2 separate regions of the Mus musculus genome follow, and region 1 is linked to region 2. A link is a contact called in ENCODE Hi-C or POLR2A ChIA-PET data. All regions are on one chromosome and are shown on one strand. Each heading gives the region's core, a stretch centred on a gene start or an enhancer-like site at or near the end of the contact. The rest is flanking DNA. Distances are from core to core; before and after follow the strand shown. Region 1 holds the start of Cmbl (carboxymethylenebutenolidase-like (Pseudomonas)). Region 2 holds the start of Marchf6 (membrane associated ring-CH-type finger 6).

Evidence for each region. A loop is a pair of places that touch in the nucleus more often than their neighbours do. ChIA-PET counts read pairs that join two places held with the same protein, here RNA polymerase II (POLR2A).
Region 1: a map of gastrocnemius shows a loop between it and region 2 (2.5-fold over the local background). The contact joins the promoter of Cmbl here to the promoter of Marchf6 in region 2. A Hi-C loop is called at or near these places in 12 of 37 maps with a recorded cell type or tissue (adrenal gland, gastrocnemius, heart and 1 more). POLR2A ChIA-PET finds 5 or more read pairs at or near these places in 3 of 5 experiments (Patski and embryonic stem cell).

The regions. Positions count from the first base shown.
Region 1 is chr15:31,565,264-31,570,569 of GRCm38, reverse strand. It overlaps Cmbl (carboxymethylenebutenolidase-like (Pseudomonas)), which reads right to left and starts at 1,737. Exons shown (of 6, transcript NM_181588.4): 1 at 1,631-1,737.
Region 2 is chr15:31,529,606-31,534,231 of GRCm38, reverse strand. Marchf6 (membrane associated ring-CH-type finger 6) reads left to right here and starts at 3,195. Exons shown (of 26, transcript NM_172606.2): 1 at 3,195-3,429. The coding sequence starts at 3,411. It overlaps Gm41287 (a long non-coding RNA gene), which reads right to left and starts at 3,128. Exons shown (of 3, transcript XR_875101.3): 1 at 2,295-3,128; 2 at 989-2,117.

The sequences.
Region 1 (5,306 bases), core at 488-2,987, 38 kb before region 2:
CCTACATTCCTGTTGTAGGTGTGATGGGCAAATTTCAAGGGCCACCTCACCTCCTCCAAGGGCCACCTCACCTCCTCCAAGGGCCACCTCACCTCCACCAAGGGCCACCTCATCCCCTTCAAGGGCCACCTCACCTCCACCAAGGGCTCCCTCATCCCCTCCAAGGGTTTTCCATGTCTCCTTTGTCATAGGTGTCATAGACACCTTCCTGGGGTCTTCCCTTGCTGGATCTAAGTCTGCTCTTTGTGACATCTTTCTCGAATCAGCTAGAACATCAGTCCCCTCTGTCGTGACTACCATAAACCCTCGGCTGTTTACACCTGGATGAATGTTCACCTTTTGTGGAAGGCTGTCTTTTAGGAGCAAAACTCTATCACTTTCCCTGCCCCCTGGAAGTCAGACACAGCAAGAAAGCATGTCTCAGAGTACAGATTTCCTGATTTAAAGCTCTGAGGATTGGTGTAGCTCAGAAGTCAGATCACACAATGAACTTGTCCAAAAGAAGTATATATATATAGAGATAGATAGATAGATAGATAGATAGAGAGCCTTAACAAGCTCAGAGTGCACAAACAAGATTGCAGCAGGAAGTACCTGCAAAAAGGAGTCACAGACATGGGCTCAGAGTACAAGGGCAAGTTTGATCCTGTAGAAAGCTGGTGTTTAAGGAGGGAGGGGCTGGCAGCCTGCCAGGTTAAAGGTTGTAGAAACTTCACTGCGCCTGATTTTGTGTCCTGCCCTGAGGAAGGCAGAGCCAACTCCTAGCCTTGAGTGATTCTGCTGTTCCCTCCCCCAAGTACTTAGTTTTCCTGACCATGTGCACGGTCTGCAGCAGGTCCACGGTTTGGACAGCGTTAGATAGAAAACTAGACCTAAGCGGCACATAGAGACCTCTTTAATCATGCCAATCACTGCCATGCCTTTGGTCTGTTCTCTCTGTTGCAGGCCCAGCAGGCTGTCCCGTGGTGTGTGTGTGCCCAGGGCTCCATTCTGACTACCTTGTTTTAAACGGACTCTGGGGACAACAGGTGTCCTTTTCTGTCAGCAAGTGGATATAAACTGCATCGGCCAGTCTCTTTAGGACCTGGGCCAACCCCAGTGGCCATGGAGTGTAAAACCACACTGTCTTGGCAAGATCCACCCACCATCTAGGATGTCATATTCTTATATGACAGCCTGTCTTTGCTTCTATCCACCCAGAAGAACTGTTGCCAGACGTGGGTACTGAGTTTAATGCAAATATGCTCAGTTTGTTCATGATTCCATCTTCACAAAACAACAACAACAACAACAACAACAACAACAATATAATCAAAATGCCCAGCCTAAAAATAGTATTTAAGGTCAGGGAAGAAGGGTTCTTCTCAGGGACGTGAGTTTGACTACAAACTCTCAGCTGTTTTTAAAAGCAAACATCTGAATACCTACAGAAAAATATCCTCAGAAGTCAAGGGTGGGCACCTAGGGCTGGCTGTGGTCCTTGCCATTTTTGCCAGGACAGTATATATGGCAGCTCATTTTGGAAAATGATCCTGGAAGCGCCTCACATCTGCACCAGCAAAAGCCCTTTTCCTGCAAAGCCACAGGCAAGGTCCAGCAGGTTTGTCTGTCCCCAGCGACCAGCACCTACCTTGTCTAATGGTGAAGAGCAAGTCAGCAGGAGGCAGACGCCCTGGAGCTGACCCGGTAGGGAGGGACATGCAGAAGAAGGGAGGAGTCTCAGTCTGCACGGGAAGTGGACACTGCTGTGGCAGTGTCCTGCATTCCCGGGAAAAGCCGGGGGAGGGGCAGGTCCGCAAGGACCGCGAGAAGGGGCTGGATCCTGGCTCCCGGATGGAAGCAAGAAGGCAGGGTAGGAAGAGTGGTGATAGGAGGGAAACAGAGGCCTAAAGAGGCAGGGAATGAGCCTGGCACTCTGCCCTGGGCCTGTCTACTGGGACGCATACTTCTCTGTGGTCAATCACAATCGGGCTATTTCAAGCACTAAGCTACTACATTTGTGTATTTACCCCAACTTACATATAATCTTCTTGTGGCTTGGGTGGTTTGTCTGTGAGGAAGGAAAGTAGTGAAAGAAAACGTTGAGAAAAGAAGATGGAGGCATCGCCCAGGGAAGAGCAATGAAACCAGTGTTAATTTTCCGGTGCTGTCTCTTGAAGATGTGGGTGCTGGCTCAAGGCCTAGCTCTGGGCAGCGCTTGTCCTCAGGGCAAACCAATAACATAAACCGTGCCTTTGCTGAGAAAGATGGATGAAATCTAAAGCCCACGAGCTCCGTTAAAAGTCTCAGGTGGGACAGGATTGCTCTCCCTGTTTCTGAAACTGTCAAAAAATGCATACAATGGAGTGGGGAAGCTGCCTCTTAGTGTTCCACAAAAGCAAAACATTTTCTCTAAGATGGAGAGGTGGGGGTTTTTTTCTGGTTTTTTTTTTTTTCTTCTTCTTCTGTTGTCTTGTTGTTTGTTTTGGTGCTTGTGAGGGAGGCTCAGTTGTGTTTTTGTTTTCACTTATTTTTTAACTTTTAAAATGTATTTATTTGTATTTTTATGTATATCGGTACATTGGTGTTCTGCCTACATGCGTGTTCACGTGAGTGTAGACAGTTGTGAGCTGCCGTGTGGGTGCTGGGAATTGAACCCAGGTACTTTGGAAGAACAGCCAGTGCTTTTAACCACTGAGCCATCTCTCCAAGCCCCTATTTTTTTTGTTTCATTTTATGTATATGGTCTCTTGCCTGCATGTATGTCAGCATGACTGGTGTCACCTGAGACCAGAGAGGGAAGTGGACCCCTGGAATTGAAGCTACACATCCAGATTGAACATGGCCAGCAGAAAAGACCGGGCCATGAGAGGAGAGAGAAAATAGAGTAGGAAGGAAGAGAAGAGAGGAGCAAGGAGGGGCGGGGCAAGAATGGAAAAAGCCAAGAGAGGGGCGGGGCAAAAGAGGAAAAAGCCAAGAGAGGGGCGGGGCAGGAGGGGCGGTGCAAGAGAGGAAAAAGCCAAGAGAACCAAGGGAAAGGGAAAAGAACCAAGAGAGTGCAGAGTCTGTAATGGTGGGGCGACATAGGAAAAGGAAGTTGCGGGAAGGGAAGCAGTCCCTATGATTGAGAGGTTTAGGTAGGGGCTGGGGTGAGAAGAGCCACAAGTACCAGTGAGCCTGGAGGGCTGTGTGTGCTTCGGTATGCTAATAGCCAGCCATTTGCCCTGAGTTTCTTTGGGACCTGACACATGCATGATGTATGTATGTATGTATGTATGTATGTATGTATATATGTATATGCACCATGTGGTTGTCTGATGCTCTCCAAGAGCTGAAGAGGTGTCAGATCCCCTGGACTGCAGTTACAGACTCCAGTTGTGAGCTATCATGTGGGTGTTGGGAACCAAACCTGGGACCTCTGGAAGAGCAGCAGGTGCTCTTAACCACTGAGCTGGTTTCCAGTCCTTTGGTTTTCTTTTTTAAGGAACAGAAATACATACAGTGTATTAAGGAGGAGGAGGAGGGGGAAAGGGAGGGAGGGAGGAGGAGGAGGAGGAGGAGGAGGAGGAGGAGGAGGAGGAGAAGGAGAAGGAGAAGGAGAGGAAGAGGAAGAGGAAGAGGAAGAGGAAGAGGAAGAGGAAGAAGAAGAAGAAGAAGAAGAAGAAGAAGAAGAAGAAGAAGAAGAAGAAGAAGAAGAAGAAGAAGAAATGGGAATGAGGAACCCAGAGGGGATAGGGAGTCCATGGGAAGATCATCAGAGTCAACTAACGTGGACCCCTGGGGGTTCCCAGAGATTGAACCACCACCAACCAAAGAGCAAGCATGGGCTGGACCTAGGCACCCACACATATGTAACAGATGTGCAGCTTGTTCTTCATGTGGGTCCCCTAAAAGCTGGAATGAGGGCCGTCCCTGACTCTGTCGATTTACTGTGGATCCTGTTCCCCTAACTAGGCTGCCCTGTCTAGCCTCAGTGAGAGAGGATGCAATGACTAGATGTGCCAGGGTGGGTTGATACCCGGGATGTGGGAGGCTGGGGGAGGAACTCCACCTTCTTTTAGGAGGGGAATGTGGAGGAGGGGCTGGGAGGGACCAGGAGGAGGGCTGCAATCAGGATGTAAAGTGAATAAATAAATAAATAAATAAATAAATAAGGAGGAGGAGGAGGAGGAGGAGGAGGAGGAGAGAACAAGCCAGGTGCTGTGGTTCATAGCTTTAATCCTAGAACCTAGGAGACAAAGTCAGGCAGACTTCTGTGAGTCTGAGACCAGCCTGGTCTACATAGTAAGTTCTAGGATAGCCAGAGCTACATAGTATGACCCTCTTTCAAAATAAGTAAGTAAGTAAATAAATAAATAAATAAATAAAATAAGAAAACATTTCTAAGGATGGGGGTGAACTAGTAACCAGGAGACAGAATGCTCAAAAGCTCTAAATGTTTTCAAGGACTGGGGCTGCAGCTCATTTGGTAGAGTGCATGCCTAACATGTGCAAAGCCCTGGGTTGGACTTCCCAGAACTGCATAATAAAATCAGGAATGCTGGTATAAGCCCTTGACCCAGCACTCAGGGGATGGGGGCCAAGAACAAGTTCAAAACCTTCCTTGGCTACAATGTCATGTTTGAGGCCAGCCTGAGTTACAGGAGACACTGTGCATTAAAACCAAACAAGTAACACTTTTTTGAGTCATCATTTGACATCTTTGAAACTGTGTAGACGAGGAAATAATAGACATGACTAATTACATATCATTTTTTTCTATTTGCTAAATTTAGCTCCTTAAGCATCAGTACTAGTCTCTGATTTAATAACACTGTTATTAATAGATGGGATGTTATAGTCTGAGGACTCGGCCTTGCCACAGTTTGCTAGCCTGTGGTGAGGGGATGAGTAGAGTGTAATAGAGAGGAGCCTTCTCCTGTACCTGGGCTTCTGGACCTTTCTCTGATTGAGGAAAGCCTGCTCTTCACGTCACTGAGGAGTCTTCGGCTCCCCCTCTGGGCAACCCAACAAAATGACCAAGGCCCTTGCACTTGTCCCCTTAACTGCAAAATGAGGGAATTACACTGGATTTGGTCCTTATACTCACCCCTGGAGAGGCTGGCAGAAACTGAAAGGCAGCAGAGCTTCTCATCCAAGGATCCTGATGAACCTCAGAAACGGAGCATGTGCATCGCCATTGCAGGATTTCTGCTTAGTTATACAAGCTGGCCGTGAAGTGTTGCTAAGTAACCACCTCCCATGTTAAAGGCCAAAGTTGACACAGAAAGCAGAGTTGGTAAGAAAAGATGGTGAGTCAGAGAAACCTGATGGACTGAACCCTGTAT
Region 2 (4,626 bases), core at 1,946-4,445:
CTACCAAATTCATTGCCTGAGCTGACTTGATCCCTGATGGCCAAGTTTGAATGGCAGTACCTGGCAGGAGTGACTCATAGATTTAATCTCTCAGGACTATGTCTAGCCTTCCCTCTTTCCACATTCATATATCTGCTATTATTGGGGAGCCATCTTTTTACTCTTACTATCTTTAGTTGTTGACTGTAATACACTGTGTCTAACCACACCAGGCTTCTCTATTTTACCTGTATACTTTTTTTTCCTTACCCTGCTTTTGGGTCTCATTTCAAGGAAGAGAAATGATAAAGAAGATAGAAAGGGAGAGGAGATAGGAATAAAGGAAGGTGAGAAGGGAAGAGAAAAATAATAGAAGTTGAAGTGAGAAGGAAAGAGTTTAATTTTAAGACAGCACCATAAATTGCCCTTAGCAATCTGCTGTTCTTGATAATGTCAAGGTTGTGGTAAGGCTCTTGGCTTAGTCACTATATCTATGCTTCCTCAGGAGGTTTCTGTGCAACTGTTTCAAGGTCACAGGTTTGATACACACTTAAGCTCACCATAAAAACAATAAAGAATTGAGGGTTTGATGGCAGTGAGTGGCTGCTATGCTAAACCAATGAGGTTTAAAATATGGAGCCCTAGAGTCAGACAGAGCTGTGGCTCAACGCTGCTTCCCTTTTCCCTCTGTGTTAGTCACCTGCTGTGAATCTGACGGCTCATCTGTGAACGGGTGTATTTGCTTTACAGGTTTGCTATTGATATTCATTGGACATAATAGGAACTTTGGCTAATTACTGTTATTATTAGTTTGCTATTGTCATCATTCATGCTCAAAAAATTATACTGTGTCTTCCCACGTGTCCTCTCTGAGTCATCTTGTCATCCCATAACAAGATACCCACCCGACACAAGCTGCTTACACAGAAAAAGAAGCTCTAGGCTTGCCAAGGTTACATGGTGAGACCATGTCCCAGAGCGAGGGATGGGGAAGAGAGAAGAGGCTTACCTAGCTTGGTTTTGTAGGTTCAAGACCATGTCATCCTGCATAATAGCTTCACGTGGTGTGAGGATCTCACGGTTACTGGTGTGTAGGGAGTGATGTGTGGGTGTGGATGAAGTCCTGAGCAAGTGTGCACTGCCGACAAAGACACAACCATGTCAAGGACCCCAGTGTATCAGAACCATGGGAACTGACAAAACTTTCCTTGTTGGTGAAGCTCAGAGGCATAGCAAGGTCTTCCTCTGGTCCAAGTATGTTTACGGACAATTGGCCAGTGTGTGCAGAAACTAGTAACTGCAGCTTCTTCCTCCAGATGACTGCAGTGTGAGACCATCTGTCACAGTGACTATCAGGTCTAGTCTTCTCCTACCTCCAGATGACTGCAGTGTGAGACCATCTGTCACAGTGACTATCAGGTCTAGCCTTCTCCTACCTCCAGATGACTGCAGTGTGAGACCATCTGCTACAGTGACTCCTATCAGGTCTAGCCTACTCCTACCTCCATTGCTATTCACTGTAAGCATGGCCAGGTTCTGGGTTGTGGCATCATGAGGCCAGTTCACAAGAGTAAGCATGGTCCACAGATCTCAGCTTTTCTGTGTGACACATATCCTTTCTTCACTCCTGTTGCTGCAAGCTGCGCAGGATAGGGCAGAGGATGAAGGTGATATGCATACCAGTGTGTGTGGAATCAGGAGCTGAGCATCTGCATGGGGCTAAACTTAGCTTTTTTTTTTTTTTTTTTTTTTTTGTGAGAAATCTCAAAGACAAACCTACAGGGACTGTCTTCTGTTGGGGGCTTTTTTTTTTTTTTTTTTTTTTTTTTGGTCTATTCTATTGTGTTCTAGTACATCAAGGTAGAAGAGAAGGAAGGTTAGAGGGAAAGGGGGATGTAGACCTTTTTGACTACTCCTGATCATTAGGGGCATTGAGTTTCTTGAGATCAGTCCAATCTTCCACAACAGGGCATCTCCAACGTCTCATTAAGCAACAGCAACAGGAGCAGCAGGAACCAAAAACCTCCTCCTCCTCTTCTGCTTCCTCCTTCTCTTCTGCCTCCTCCTCCTCTCCCCACTTCTTCTTCCTCAAAGCACCTCCCACTGCTCTGGAGACTGCCATTTAGATCACTCCCCTCCTAGAGTACGAGACAATCATAGTTAACGGTTGTGGCCCATCTGAAGCAGCCCCATATCCCACACCTGGGGTTAAAACAAAAACAGTCACATAACTTTTTTTTTTTTTTTTTTTTTTTGGTTTTTTGAGACAGGGTTTCTCTGTGTAGCCCTGTAGTCCCGGCTGTCCCGGAACTCACTCTGTAGATCAGACTGGCCTCCAACTCAGAAATCCACCTGCCTCTGCCTCCCAAGTGCTGGGATTAAGGGCATGCACCACCTCTGCCCGGCCAAAATTCCGTTTCTTGAATCTACTTTCCGTTATGTGCACGTTTAAGCATCCGGGTTGGAAACACTTTTCTTCTAATCTGTACTATCTTATTTAGAGAAAGCTCTAAGGATTATGTGAGGAAGGTGGCCTACTGATGCGAGCAGGTCTGAGTCTTTCATCATTCTTTCATCAGCCATTTAGTTCTGGCCAGGTAAGCTTCCCTTAATTGTGTCGCCATCTGAACCCATTTCCCTTAGAGGTAGATTCAATGTTGGCTTTCAGCTGTGAAGACGTGGTCTTTCCACTCAATTGCATAAGCCTCCCCAGGAGAGATTCTGATAACCTGGATGCTCGTCTTTTTCCATCTTAGGGATGCTTCTGTAATTCTTTCAGACGTGCCTCAGAACCACTCAAGAGCGGAACCAAAAATGCTCGTTCCGGGGCCGACTCTGAACGCCCCGGGAGTGGCGGTCGGGTACCCCAAGCTGGGACCCTTTGTCCCCCACACCCGCTCCGGCGGGCGGGCGGGCGTGCGCGCCGGGCTCGCTCCCGCCGCTCCGCGTTCCTTTTGTCCCGGAACGCGCCCGCGCCGCCGCCGCCGCAGCCGCCCCTCCGCGAGGTGCCTGCCGCCTGCCTCTAGGTTTTCAGTCTCCATCCCGCGCGCAGCCTTCGCCACCAGTCAGGCCGTGTTTCGCACCCCGCCCCCGCCTCCGCGAGCCCGGCGCGAGCGCGAGCGAAGGCGCGCGCCGGATGTGACGCGCAGCGCTCCGGCGCCCCGCCTTTTCCGCCGCGCGCCCCGCCCAGGCCCGTCGCTCGGCCGCGCGCCCCTCCCCCCTCCCCGGCGCTCGCTTTCTGTCAGTCGCTGTCCCTGTCCCCCTCGCCCGCGACCGGCTTCCTCTCGCACCCGAGCGCACGCACTTGCCCGGCCCGCGTCCTCTTCCTCCTCCACTCCTCCCGCCCGCCCGCCCGCCTTTCCCTTCGGGCCCCGAGGCTCTGCCGGGTCGCGGGCGCCTCGCGGCTGCGTCACCGCCGCCCCCCAGACAAGATGGACACCGCCGAGGAAGGTGAGGCGGCGGCGCCCGCGCCCTTGCAGCGGCGCCCGCGCTCCAGTCGGGCCGAGGCGCTCGCGGCGGATCCCGCGGGCAGTTTGCTTGCCCGGCGGGCGGGCGGGCGGGCGGGCGGGCGAGCGCGCGGCTCGAGCTGGTCCTCCAGCGGGCTCGGATCGGAAGGTGACCCTCTGCGCGCCCCCCGCCGGTTCCCGCGGGCGACGAGGACTCAGCCTCGGCTGGGACACTGGGGTGCCAGGACTTCGGTGTCCGAGACGTGGGGTGCCGGGACGTGGGACATCCCGGACGTGGGGGTGTCGCGACGTGGGGTGCTCGAGACATGGGGATGTCGGGAAGTGGGGCGCTGGAGACCATAGGGTGCCCGAGGCGTGGGGCTGCCGGGGACTTGACGGTGTGGAAGATCGGGGCCCCGGCCACCGCCATCCCGCGGTCCGCGGAGGAGGGGGCCGCAGTGCGAAGTCCGGGGGCGTTTCCACTCCCCTCCCCCACTCGTTTTTCCCCCCTCCGTGTTCGAGTCTGTTTGCTGTTGTCCTGTAGGCCCAACCTCTGCCACACAACTTCTTTGTTGACTTTGAAACTTCGCGGAAAATACCCCGCGAGGTGACGACTGCTGAGTGGACTGAACTGACCCCTGCTGCAAAATCTTGCTCTCTGTTTGCCTTACCCTAACTGCACTGACCAGACCCGAGAGGGGACGGTTTCTAGAGACTATTGGAGGAGGGAAAGGCGAATATTTAGGTTTCTTCTAAATCCTTGTCACCACAAAGCAAGGGTTTGTTTGTTTTGTTTGTGGACGTGTACTTTGGATGCGGTTGTTTTGAATTAGCAGAGAACACGAAAGAAAAGCAGCCACATGGGTGTAGAAAGCAGCCGCTTACCTGACGTTGTGGCAAAGTGTTTTAAAGCAGTTTTTAGAGGCACTGATGTATTAGTGAGTCTGTAGAGGAAATTATTGATCATGTACTTACTAGTGCAGATACTTACTGTTTAGATATATTCTTGTTCGAATGAGCGTTCTTTTCAACCTCAGGCTTTATTTTACCGACTTTACATGCAATCGAACCATCAAGCACTTGTATTGAAGTCATTAGAGTAATAAAAAGTTTAGTAATAATGTGATGAGTTGATTTTTTTTAAAAAAAAGTATTGTTTACAAAATATGCACAGGAGGATTGATTCACTTTGACGTTCCCG